Linked DNA regions of Homo sapiens: region 1 is linked to region 2. A link is a contact called in ENCODE Hi-C or POLR2A ChIA-PET data. All regions are on one chromosome and are shown on one strand. The core of a region is the stretch at or near the end of the contact, and the rest is flanking DNA. Distances in the headings are between cores, read along the strand shown. Region 1 overlaps CFAP20DC-DT (CFAP20DC divergent transcript). Region 2 overlaps CFAP20DC-DT (CFAP20DC divergent transcript).

Region 1 (6,117 bases), core at 1,524-4,023, 200 kb before region 2:
GGCAGTGCCAGTGGGGCTAGAGAGGTGGGGATGCAGGGGAGAGGATTACGGGAGAAAGAGTAAAATCAACAATATTTAGTCAGTCATTGCATGGAGGGTAAGCAAGATGCAAAGCAAAAGATAATAACTGCTGCCCAAATTGCCTTTAAAAACATCTATTTCCAGGAGTATTAGAACTGATGCAGGAAATAATGTGACAGCAATCCAAGTCTACTAACAGGTAGAGTGTTTATGTCATTCATCTCCTACGAGGTCGTCCGTGATGAAAGGAAAACACAAACATTTATCTAATGTATGCCTATGCCTGATGTTTCTCCAGACAGCTGAGCTTGTTTTTCAGATTTGTAGCAGAAAAATTGGGAAGGTCAACCAGGCTTGGCATAGAACACCAGGAGGGCAATTTTCATGCCTTGGATCAGCACCATAGAGGAGTTTTTATAATGTTTTTATAGTACACAGATACTCTGGATATTTATTTAGAGCTCTGAAATAAGTCAGGAGATCTATTTCCTGAAAAGCTATTTAGTTAGAAAAATGAAGTCAAATGGACATAAGTGTCACATAAAAATAATTTGCAACTAGAGGTTAGAAATAGTAAGAGCATAACAAGATTGAAACAAAGCTTTGGCCCAGTAAGGATTCTGAAACTAGTTGCTCGCCTTATCTCGGACTTAAAAAAAAATTACATACACACACAACAAATGAATTTCTAGACCATGCCTCACTTGTATGAAAATTACTTTCAATTAAATGCTCAAGTTCTGGTTCCACGAGAGTTTTAACTATCATGTTTTCAAATGAACCAGTGATTCACAGGCATTGAGGGAAGGAAGAAACTGATCAGATGATCAAGTCTGTCCCAGAAGATATCCAAGCAAGTGTTCCCTGCAGTTTATTTTCAATCACTTTGTTCAGTTCTGGTTTAAAATGACTCCAGCAACGGGACTCTTCATCAATCTAAGAGGCCCATGGGAGTCCTTTCTCAGTCTAAGAGTCCTCATTTTAGAAAAAATATTCTGATATGAAATCTTGTTGTACCACTTGCCTCTCCCAGTGGAACCCCTCTTTTTCCCTGCATTTAGGCCCTTCAGCCCCTCCAGTTGTCAGAAGTGGCAGTATCTTTTCTCATCAGTTACTCTTTCCTTCCCCTTCATCATTTTTTATTCTTTTTCATCTGAAGAGTTTTGTGCTTTTGCCTGCTTCTCTGTGATTGTTCCCTATCAGCACAGGAGCTGACGGCTCTGACAAGGCTGCATTTCAATGGAGGTGCTAAAGCCTGGCTATGTGGCCTCATGGCCTTCAGCTACAGTCCAGAATGATACTTCCAGAACCCTGAGAATTTGAGACCTAGCTAATCCCCTGAGTGACCAGATACTTGCCTGGTGGCTAGGGCCTGCCATGTAAACTGCCCATAACCAAGGCTCAATGAAGAGTTGTGGTCAATGTGGTAGACGTCCCTACCTCTCCAAGATAAAGAAGACAATGAAAAGGTGGCTGTGTATTTTTGCACGTTCAGAAGCATAAAAAGGAATGCAGAATCAGGAATCATCCGATTCCACACGTAACCACTCAGCCTCTGGATCTCAATTTCCACATTTGCTAAAAGAAGGAGCTGGACTGCATGAGATCTCAGGGCAATTTATGCATTAAGACTCTGGAGCACAGTTCCAATTTGAAGAAGTAACAGCAATACCTTCTGCCAGATTTAGGTGTCCAGTGAAAACACAGATGCCCAGTTAAATCTGAATTTCAGAGAAATGAATGTCACAGTGTAAGTATACCTGCAATATGTGGGACATATTTATCCTAAAAAATGACTGTTTATTGGAGATCCAAATTTAGATGAATGTCCTGTTTTTCTCTGGCAATCCTACCCTCCCTTCCACCTTCAAATTGTCTTGGCAGATGGATGGCATCTAGGCAGCTGAGTGGTTGTCTGATCCTTATAACCTCTTACCCCATTGTCCTAATATAGCTTCCAAGGCTTGGCTGAAGCTTGTCAGGTATTTCCAAATACGTGCATGCTTACTTGCTTCTCAATGCTCCTTAGCAGTCCAAATATGATCAAATGAGTGAAAATATTTTGAGGTATAAAGTTCTATACACGTGCATTGTTAATATTAATCACAAAAGCCTGCACTAAAATGTGAAGACAAAGGTGATAATAAGTCTACAGTTCCTAGACTGCAGTTCTGTACAACTAAAAACCAGCCTGTCTTTTGAGATTCTAGCACTCTCCACAACAGGCCCCCACATCTCAGCTTTAACAGCAATAAAACCACTCCTTTACTTGTTGACTATTTCCTGGGTGCCAGGCACTGTGCTGGGAACTTTACATGCATTACATCATTTAATAATGAAACACTCACTCCTATCAAAATGAAACTGTCATTTTACAGATGAAAAGATAGGCCCAAGAGGCAAAGTGACTTATTTGAGTTCACACAGCTCATCTAACAGAATAGAACGGCCACAAAAGGATTTTCACAGACCCTGACAAACTGATTTTAAAATTTATATCTGAAAGCAAAGGCTGAAATATACCAAGAAACTCCAAGAGAGAAACAAGCCAGGAGACTTGCCTCAGCAGGTAACAGGGCTTATTTTAAAGCTATAATAATGAAGACAGTGTGGTATTTGGAAAGAGGCAAACAAAGAGACAAATGGAACAGAAGACAGAGTCTGAAAACACACCCGTGCCTGTCGTGGAAACCTGACTCACGACAGGGCTACGTGCAGAGCTGTGGACCAAGAAGGAGCAGTTCAGCAGTGTGTTATCCATATAGATAGTTGAAATTTCCTCAAACGAAACCCAAAGTTCAAGTCCATATGGATCAAGACTGTAAGCATAAAAGACAAAACTTTCAAACTTCTGGACAAAAGACAACACTTTCATCACCTCAGTGTAGAGAAGGTTTTAAGCACAATGCAAAAAAGCACTAAGAAAGATTAATCAAATGGGGCTATGTTCAAGTGAAGCACTCCTGCACATAAAAAGAAGCCACAAAAAAGTGAGAGCATAAGCTACAATTTAGAAGAAAATCTAATTGTCAAAGGAGAAGCCTCTAGACATGTATTGATCAATACAGTCGTCATGTGGCTGGTGAGCAACTGAAATGTGACTGGCACAGAATAAGATCTGCCATGAGTATAACATACACATTAAATTTCAAAGACTTCATTAATAATTTTATATTGATAATTTTAGGTACATTTGGATAAAGTTTAGTGACATAAAATAATGAATTATTAAAACCAGTTTTATTAGTTTATTTTTACTTCTTTAATGTAGCTACTAGGAAATTTTAAATTATATGTGGCTTGCGTTATATTTCTGTTGGACAGCAAGGATCTAGAATATGTGAAGAGCTCCTATTAGTGAATAACAAAGAATAAAACACAATATAAGAAAAAAGGAAAAAGTTCATAGAAAGGCTTTCTACAGAAAAAGAAACATATATATCCAACACGAGAAGGTGTTCAAGCTTATGACCAATTTATTTGCAAACTAACATTGTAATAAAATATCCTTTGTACCATCAGTTAGTAAACCATAATAAATCCAACAATATCCAATATTGGCAAGAGTATGAAGCAGTGGGAACTCTCACTCACTGCTGGTGGGAGTAAAAATCGGTACAACCACTTCAGGAAACAATTTGGCATTGGGCAGTAAAAACTGAACATATATACAAACTGTGAGCTGGCAAGCTCAATCCTAGATATCTACCTGAGAGAACTCTTGTACATGTATGACACAAGACATGCACAGCACTGCTGAAAACTGGAAATGACCCTGGTTTCCACCAACAATAGTGTGGGTAACCCAACTGTGGTATATTTATATGATGAAAAGCTATACAGAATGTTAAAAAAGAATGAACTGGCGCTACACACAGCTCTACAATTTTAGAGCTATGTAAAGATATGTATCTCTTAAAACAAAATGACTACATAAAATTCAGAGGTACTCCTTGCTGGGGAGGGAGGGAGACAGCATGCCTGGGGAAGGATATCAGAACAGAATCCCTGGGAACAGAACGCACGGGTCATGTTCTAGTTCTTAAACTGGGTGGTGGGTCCACAGGTGCTTGTATTTTTTTTAATTAATTTATCTGATTTTAAGTTCTGGGATACATGTGTAGGATGTGCAGGTTTGTTACATAGGTAAACGTTTTTTTCTAAATTAAACTGTAAATATAAACTGTAAATGCTTGTTTTAAAGTATGATATTTCACAATTTAAAGAGTTTAAAAAAGAAAAACAAAACTGTGTTGTCTATTTGTGTGATATTACATTCCGCCAGAAAAGTTGCCTTTCATTCATCTTTTAATAATGACATCTCTCAGTGCTGGTCTGTCTTCTACAACTGGGCTTTTTTCTCATATCCCATCAGATGAGATCTCCAGATTCATATATCACATCTACATATATACACATGCACAATATAAACAGCATACTTGGAAAAGCAATACAAGGAGGCTTGCTGTTCTTGTGCCTTGACTCATCTCACTCACTTTCCCTGGGGACAGCAGAGACCTAAGGGAAGCAGGGCCTCATTCCCATGTGGTCGCCGAGATTAGAAGCCCTGTGCAGTGCATGAGGTGGGGGAGCTCAGTGTCTTGTCTTCACTCTCCAGCGTCCTCAGTCCAATCCTCTTTGTCTTCCCTATTTGAGCTTTTCTCAGAGTTAATGAGCGGTAATTGGAGACGCCCTTGAAAAAGAATTGCAGCCTCTTGCCCGTAGTCTTAGAGAAGCACAAGAAAATAAAAGGGCACAGACTTACTGACATATGCTTGGAGTGGCCAGGTTCTCATAGATGATTCTGTGGCTCTCAATCCATACTGAGGCAAGGCATCAGAAAAATAAGTTTAATCAACCTGATAACTGGACCTACATCCTGGGTCCGAACACAATTATATTTCTTTAAAAGAGATCAAACCATTCTAGAGGATATTTTCCCCAAGTTTTATTTATCCCTTCCCCTTAAAAATGCCGAACTGAATCCCCCAGTGGAAATGTTCTGAGTATCAAGTGTGCTCATCTCTCATAGAACAAAAATAAACCTATATTGATATTTGTGCTCTCATGTTCATTGCAGCATTATTCACAATAGCCAAGATATGGAAACAACCTAAGCGTCCATTGGCAGATGATGGATAAATATGGTACATTTACACAATTGAATACGATTCAGCCTTTGAAAAGAAGGAAAACCTGCCACATTTGCAACAAGGATGAACCTGGAGGACGTCATGCTAAGTGAAATAAGCCAGGCACAGAAAGGCAAATACTGCCTGATCTTACTCATATGTAGAAGCTTAAAAAAATAAAATAAAAAGTAGAACTCATGGTAACAGAGTAGAATTGTGGTTACTAGGGACTAGAATGAGAGGAAAGGGGAGATGTTGGTCAAGAAGTATAAACTTTCATTTACAAGTTATAAGCTTGACGACTATAGTTAATAATAACATATTGTATATTTGAAATTTGCTGAGATCTCAACTGTTCTAATCACACACACATAAATGGCAGCTATGAGAGGTAATAGATGTGTTAATTAGCTTGATTGTGGTAATTTTACAATGTATATGTATATCAAAACATCACGTTAAACATCATAAATTATACCATTTTTATTTACTAATAATATCTCAATAAAAGCGGAAAAAAATAAGCCTGTATTAGTTTCGTGGGGTTTGTGTGTTTATTTATTTTTTTTTTTTTTAATTCTGGCACCTGCAGCACTTGTAAGCCATCTTTGTCTTACAATTATTATTCACTCCACCTGAGGGCACCTGAGGGTTTTCCTGAGCAAAATTTCTCTTAGCAAGCTGAGCTTGTGGGGTCTGCTAATCTCATCGATCCTAGGCAGCCTCTGCCACAAGACCCTGGGCTCTGTCTTCTCTGAGTGAGCCCCAACTCCAAGACATGATGAATCAATACACAAACCGTTATTCTCACTGTGGAGCGGAACAATTACTAAAATCTATTTGCCAGTAAATGTGCCTTGTCTTGTAAATCACTGGGTCATTAACCTTAACAATTGCAGTGTGCCGTCTCTATCCAACTCAGTTAAAGCACAGACCAAGGTAATACTTAAGAATACATTTCAGG
Region 2 (6,955 bases), core at 1,425-3,924:
GTAACAACATGATTTTCTGTAATTTCATGTTATCCATCAAGAGAAACCCAAAAGATATATATTATTATTTTCATTTCATGGGTGAGGGAATTAAATCTCTGAGTCTTTAAATAATTGCCCTAAGTCACACAGCTAGCTACAGTGTACTTCAGAAATGTTCTGTGTAATAGTCCATTATCACGCTGTGATAAAGACATACCTGAGACTGGGTAATTTATAAAGTAAAAGAGGTTTATTGGATTCACAGTTCCACGTGGCTGGGGAGGCCTCACAATTATGGTGGAAGGTGAAAGGCACATCTTACATGGCAGCAGGCAAGAGAGAATGAGAAGCAAGCAAAAGGGATTTCCCCTTATAAAACCATTAGATCTCATGAGACTTATTCACTACCACAAAAACAGTGTGGGTGCAACCGCCTCCATGATTCAATTATCTCCCACTGGGTCCCTCCCACGACAGGTGAGAATTACAGGATCCACAATTCCAGATGAGATTTGGGTGGGAACACAGACAAACCATATCATCACTATGGGTCCTGGAGGGAGAACATATAACCCTGTCTGAGGGTACCCTCTCCTTGACTTCCTTTCCTCTCTCTCCACAGCAAATGTGTCATGGTGCTGACTTTCTATAAGATAGGTTTGCCTAACAAAAAGGAATGCCAAAGGAGGAAATTTTCCTACAGAAATAGTTTCTTAAAATCTCTTCCTTCAAAGCTGTTGAGGATATTATAGTAACCTAAACAAGGAAGCTTTTGAAACAAAATAGATGAGGTTCCTGTTACCTACAAAAAATAAAGGTTAATATTGTCTAAAATAATCATTAATTTTCAGAAGGCTCTAGAAGTTCTTTGGTTCTTATGCAATGGCTTGGTTTTATAGGATCACACTGGTTTTTACTCAGCCTTAAGCATTCCTACATTTTGTATACTGTTTACAGAATGCGAAAGGGTTTCAGTTTCACCTGATTTTCTTCAACACACAATAGCAAGAAAGTATTTATTTGGCTCATTCTTTATTTATGTAAGAAATTTAAGGGACTATGAACAGCATCTTGCCTGAAGTGGCAAAATTACCATCTGGAGTCTGCAAATGTGAGTCAAAGGAATCTCCGAGAAAAGCAGAATGCTTAAAACCCACCTGGCCCCATTACTGCTACAGAACCTTGTTCAAAGGCCCATGATCCAGCCAGCTCCTAAAGGTATGAAGTCTTGGCAAGACGGCCCAAGGCATTTCCTTGTAGGCCACCCTGGCCCTGCCTGGTTCTTAGCAGAGCATATCACCAATAGCCCGAGGGAGGAGAAGGTTTTCTGCTCCTTGGTATGCTTCCACCGTGGCTGAATGCCTGCAGTGCAGTGTGTACACAATCCACCTTATGAGACAGATGGAAATTGAGTTATAGCAAATAAATCATATGGCACTGCTTTTAGTGATGTCTTTCTATAGGGACTCTTCCTGTTGACTAAGTGTGGCCTTGTAGCTCCTTGATTAGCCACACAGATGTTTGGTTGATATTTGACTCCTGTGAGACATTTCTTACTTAAAGACTTGTGGTTTCTCAACATACAGAGTTCTGCCCCTTAGTGTGAGGAGTTTTGTGAGTGGGTTATTATAATTACATTCATGCTGCAGATACACACCCATGCCAACACACACATAAACACACAGTTATGAACCAAATCACCCACACCCCCAAAGTTGCCATACCTCACCCTATCCAAATATTTCATGGAAATGTTGGAGCTTGTGAAAGCAGATGATGAATTGCACTTTGTAGTTCAAGTATCTCTTTTACTATTCTCTGAATAGATATCCTACCAAAAAGCCAAAAGATGCCTACTGAAGAGGTAACCATTTTTGGAATCAGAGAGATAAGGGTTGGAATTCCAGCTTTACTAATTAGTGGCCGTGTATCCGTGGGCAAATTAGATCCTCTAAGTCTCAAATCCAAATCTATAAGGTTAGAATATTAATGCTGCCTACCTCATGAAGTTTTTGTGAGGAAAGTCCCTAGTAGCACAGTTCATTGAGTATTGTGTGTGTGTGTGTGTGTGTGTGCATGCATGCATGAGTGCACACACACGCATATCTTGTTTTATGGGGTGGGGTGGAGTATTAATAAATACTATTTCCCTTCCCAGGTGACTTGCAGTTTTAAGGGCTGGCCACATTCTGGGTAGTTTCTGGTCAGAATATACAGAGCTCAGGAAACTGCATTGTTGGGTAACCAGATCTATTTAATGAGAACAAAGATAACACAGTCAGGTTTATCTAAGTAGTGAATAGTATTTGAATCATGTTACACCAAATTTAGAAAAACCAAGAAAAAGAGACTAACATTGAGCACCCATAGTGTGCCAGAGACTTAAATTGCTTTATTTAGTCCTCAAACCAAATGAGGAGACTGAGGCTCAAAGAGATGAAGTATTTTAGCTCAGAATACCCAGCTTGTGCTGCCAACTCCAACACCGGCAAGTGGGTCTGAAAGACTGGGCTTAGTTTTGCCTGGGTGCCTCTCACCTCCTCAAAGCCAATTATTTAAAATGTGGGCAGTTACACAATAATGACGCACATGAATAGAGACAAACAACATAGGACTAGAATCCCGGGAAGGCCTGTCTGAGGCAGCAGAGACAAGGAATAACAAATCAAGCATCAGCACTGGTGAAAAAATACACACAGACTTGATGAAGAGGCACTACTAGAGTCCGAAGAAGTCAATTCATGACTGAACATTGCTGATGTGCGTACAACAGACAATTCCATCACTTTTCTGAGATGCGAGCATGAGAAGTAGCCACACAGTTGGAGACCTGGAGACGTGCCAATTCCTTTGCAGATGAGGCAGAAAAGATAAATGGAACAGTCAAAACTTTGTGCTTCAAAACTTTAAACAAAGAGCGGAGATTCACTGATTGGGGTCAATTCTTAGGATGAACCAAAAAAGAGTCAACCTTGATTAACATCCTTTTGCATCATCAAAAGGAGATAGGTCAAGATAAGGTAATTGTAAGGTAAACTGCTGACCACACACAGCTGTTAAAGGAGTCATGCGCCAGCCAAAAGTGGGCAGATTTATTTCCTCAGGGGGCCTAGAAGCTCTGCCATCCCATAATTCTTCATAAAAAGCTAAATTCCTCTGCAATGACTTTTAAACTCCCATGATTTTTTTTCTAACGACATGACAGGACAGCAAAACAAAGACATAATTCTTTTCTATCTTATGAGCTAAACTGCTCCTTCTCTTGATTAGTGGCTAATTGCATATTATTTCCTCTCTGCCGAGGGAAACTGCAATGGAGAACCCCTAAGCTGCATGGTAGAATCACCCAGGGAGCTTTTAAAAAAATGATTCCTGGCCCTGCCCCAGACCTAAGGACTCAGAATATCTGAGAGAGATGAGTCCAGGAATTTGTATTTTTAAAAATCTCCCCAGGTAATTCAAATATGCAGGAGGGTACAGAACACTGGATAATGCCAAGCACCTCGACTTCGTGATAAGAAACAGGTCTGTGGCTGGGATTCAAATTCTGGCTTCACCACTGATTAACTCTATGACAACAGACAAAACACTGCCCTTTCTAAGAACTTCCTCTCCAATGTCCAATAAAATAAAGATATTCCGGCTGCAAGGTCAAATGACAGAGCATACTGAAGACTTTTATAAAAATAGTTAAGTATTACCATAATGTCAATCATATGTAATAGTTAAATTGAGTATGTTTTACAGATAAAGATAACCTACCTTTCCTAGGAAACTGTACAGCAGCTTTTATTCCGGTAATTTTTTTTTATTTTATTCTGAGACTTTGAGTAAGGCCATCTTAGGCTAGCTGACTTGGATGAATAAATAAAAATAATTGGGATCTCTTTAAACTTTTAGTGGCAAGCAAATTAAAAAGTGTATTTCTCTAGATGACGAAAAGGATAGTCCCTGAAGCTAATGAAGCTCTGATTTATGCTCAGGTTCATGCTACTAAGGAGCTTATCCTCCTACAGAGAAAAACATTTCCCCTCAGGACACAGCAAGTTCCTATGCTAGTAACTGAGGCACGCAGTTCTTGTTGCATGCTAAAAGTGAGAACACTTAGTTATTCCTAAACAGTCACTTATTGGTCACTAGGTAGGAAATGAAAACAGATGTTTTCTCTAAATTGCCTCTGATCAATTGATTTGAGAGGTGCTAAAGATTAAGTCATAGGCAGGAGCTTCCATAAAATTAGCAAAATAAAATAAGCTATATTCCTATATTATCAACCAAAATCTCCTAAGGGAAAAAAGTTTGCAGTTTCAGCCCAGGATGCACGTCCTATTAGGCGAAGTATTGAAATGCAGTACTCAACAAAACTGGATGGTGGTTTGGAAAAGGAAAGGAAACCAGAGGCGCAACATTTGGGTAGCTATGGGAAGTTTATAAAGCAAGGAATCCAAAGGCCCAGAGACAATGCCACAAGTTTGTACGTGCCAGCAGAGCTCCAGGCCTGCCAGCTTTCCAGTTGCAGTGTTAGTCCACAGAATGAAAGAGAGAGTGCATCAGAAAGGGATGTGCGTTCAAGTGGTCATCTTTGTTATAAAAATTTTGCACACCATCAAAAGGGGCATTAGAGAATTAAATGAATTATTGTGCATCTCTAAAATAGAATATCGAGAAGTCATTATGCAAAATGTTATAGAATAATATTTTTGATATGGGAAATTGTTGACAATTTATTAGGTTTTAAAAAGCAAGCTATGTTTATATGATGCCATTTTATTAAAAGTGAATTGGATATATAATATAAAGAATACTAGAGTCATTCATTTATTTATTCATAACCACAAATTCTTACTGGGTCCATTTCATAATTCTGGACGTGGGACATAACAGTAGAAAAATAAGTTCCCTGCTTCACGGAGCTTAGATTCTAGAGACAGGCTATAGAAAATAAACAAATGAGCATGTAAACATGAAGTATGTTACACAGTGATACGTGCCATGGAGAAAAACAGAGCAGGACAGGGAGAAGCACTCCAGGAACTCCCAGCACAGAAGGCAAGACTCACTGCTAACAGAACAGAAGAAAGTAAGGTGGGGAGCCATACTGATGATTAGAGAAAAGCTTTGGCAGAGAGAACAGCAAACAGTAAAGGCTTTGGTGGGCAGGAGAGTGCTTGGTATATTCAAGAGAGAGCAAAGGGGCCAGAGTGGCCAGAACAGAGTAAATGAGGGAAAGTGGCAGTGAGGTCAAAGTGAGGTAGCAAATGGCCAGATCACACCAGTTCATGGAAATCATTATTTAATCACAGGGCTTTCTTGGAAGGCTGTGGGCAGTTTGTTGAACAAATGTGGATGTGACCTGTTTTAAGATTGAGTCACTCTGGCTACTATGTTGGGAATATGCTGGAAAGGGGTAAGGACTTGTCTTCGTCCTTTCAAGCAGCTATAACAAAATATCATAGACTGGTGGCTTATAAACAACATAATTCATTTCTCATTGTCTAGAGGCTGGGAAGTCCAAGATCAAGACACCAGCAGATTTGGTGTCTGGTGAGGGCCTGGATCCTTATAGACGGCCATTTTCTCACTGACCTCACAAGGCAGAAGGAGTGAGGGATCTCTCTGGGGTCTCTTTTATAGGGAAACTAATCCCATTCATGGGACTTCATCACCATGACCTAATTAACTGGCAAAGGCCCCGCCTCCTAATACCATCACCTTGGGAGTGAAGGTTTCAATACGGGAATTTTTGGGGAATGTAAACGTTGAGACAATAGCAGGGATGGAAGCAAAAGAGCAGTTAGGAGGTTACTGCAATCATCTCAGTCAACAGTGGGATGCCTTGGACCTGGATGGTAGTAGAACATGGGATGAGAAGGGTCAGATTCTGGGCGTATTTTGCAGGTGGAGCTGATGTGGTTTGGTGAAGAATGTGGAATGTGAGGGAGAGGAGTCCAGGGTGACCCCAAGGTGTGGGTGTCCTAATAAGGCTCCTAAAAAGGCAAGTAGGAAGAGCACTGAAAACTGTCATTGGATGTGAGGACCCAGATGGCATGGTGGAGAAGAAGCCCTGACTGAAGAGGACTGAAGGGAGGATGGGGGCAGAGGGACAGCAGAGAGTGAGTGTAGACGGCTCTTCTGGGGATTTTCACCAGGAAGAGGTAGGAAATGGAGTGGTGTGAGATGTGGGCTCTAGCAACTGAAACAAAACCTTAACAGGGATTGGTTTCAGCTGGTGGGAGTTTGAGTAAATATCTCCCTTCCCCAGGCCCCCCACCCTTTTGTGGAAAATACTAAATCCTGAAAAATATGATTTCTTGACTTAAAGGGGCTATCTGTACAATATACCAAAGATAGGGGGTTAGGAAATTAGAACAGAAGTAAAAACAGAAAAAGAGGAGAAAAAGGAGGGGAAACCATAACCCTCCTATGAAGCATATCATGCTAACATGTACGTACATTAAAAATCCACACTGTAAAATAACACTGATATTGTTTGGCTGTGTCCGCACCCAAATCTCATCTTCACTTGTAGTTCCCATAACCCCACATGTTGTGGGAGGGACCAGGTGGAGATAATTGAATTACTGGGGCAGTTTTCCCCATCCTGTTCTTGTGATAGTGAGTTCTCATGAGATCTGATGGTTTTAAAAGGGGCTTTTCCCCATTTTGCTCAGCACTTCTCCTTGCTGCCTCCATGTGAAGAAGGACATGTTTGCTTCCCCTTCTGCCATGATTGTAAGTTTCCTGAGGCCTCTCCAGCCCTGTGGAACTGTGAGTCAGTTAAACCTCTTTTCTTTATAAATTACCCAGTTTCAGGCATGTCTTTATTAGCATTGTGAGAACAGACTAATACAAATACTATAGCTATGGGTGCCAAAGCTTAAAAGAATAAACTAGAAGGATTTGCATCAAATCCACAACCATGGCTACTTTTGGATTGTGGGAAAAGAGTTTTGGCCTGGGCATGGAGAAATAA

Evidence for each region. Hi-C counts contacts between places; a loop is a spot of excess contacts on that map. ChIA-PET counts read pairs that join two places held with the same protein, here RNA polymerase II (POLR2A). Pooled maps may share reads with other maps.
Region 1: a loop to region 2 is called in a pooled map, with 2.5 times the contacts of the local background. The contact joins two enhancer-like sites. A Hi-C loop is called at or near these places in 1 of 168 maps with a recorded cell type or tissue (GM12878), 9 of 37 single-sample maps with no recorded cell type and 14 of 50 pooled maps. POLR2A ChIA-PET finds 5 or more read pairs at or near these places in 1 of 52 experiments (activated T-cell).

The regions. Positions count from the first base shown.
Region 1 is chr3:59,440,712-59,446,828 of GRCh38, reverse strand. The region is part of intron 5 of CFAP20DC-DT (CFAP20DC divergent transcript); the gene reads right to left. Among named protein-coding and RNA genes, the nearest start is that of CFAP20DC-DT, 360 kb to the right of the region's middle. RefSeq lists an enhancer at 2,460-2,509. Within about 2 kb of position 2,773, at least 3 of the 41 ENCODE cell types and tissues checked have a DNase peak (open chromatin) inside an H3K27ac peak, as active enhancers do; they include GM12878, where a contact is called at or near this core.
Region 2 is chr3:59,242,055-59,249,009 of GRCh38, reverse strand. All of the region lies in intron 4 of CFAP20DC-DT (CFAP20DC divergent transcript), which reads right to left. Among named protein-coding and RNA genes, the nearest start is that of CFAP20DC-DT, 160 kb to the right of the region's middle. Within about 2 kb of position 2,674, at least 6 of the 41 ENCODE cell types and tissues checked have a DNase peak (open chromatin) inside an H3K27ac peak, as active enhancers do; they include GM12878, where a contact is called at or near this core.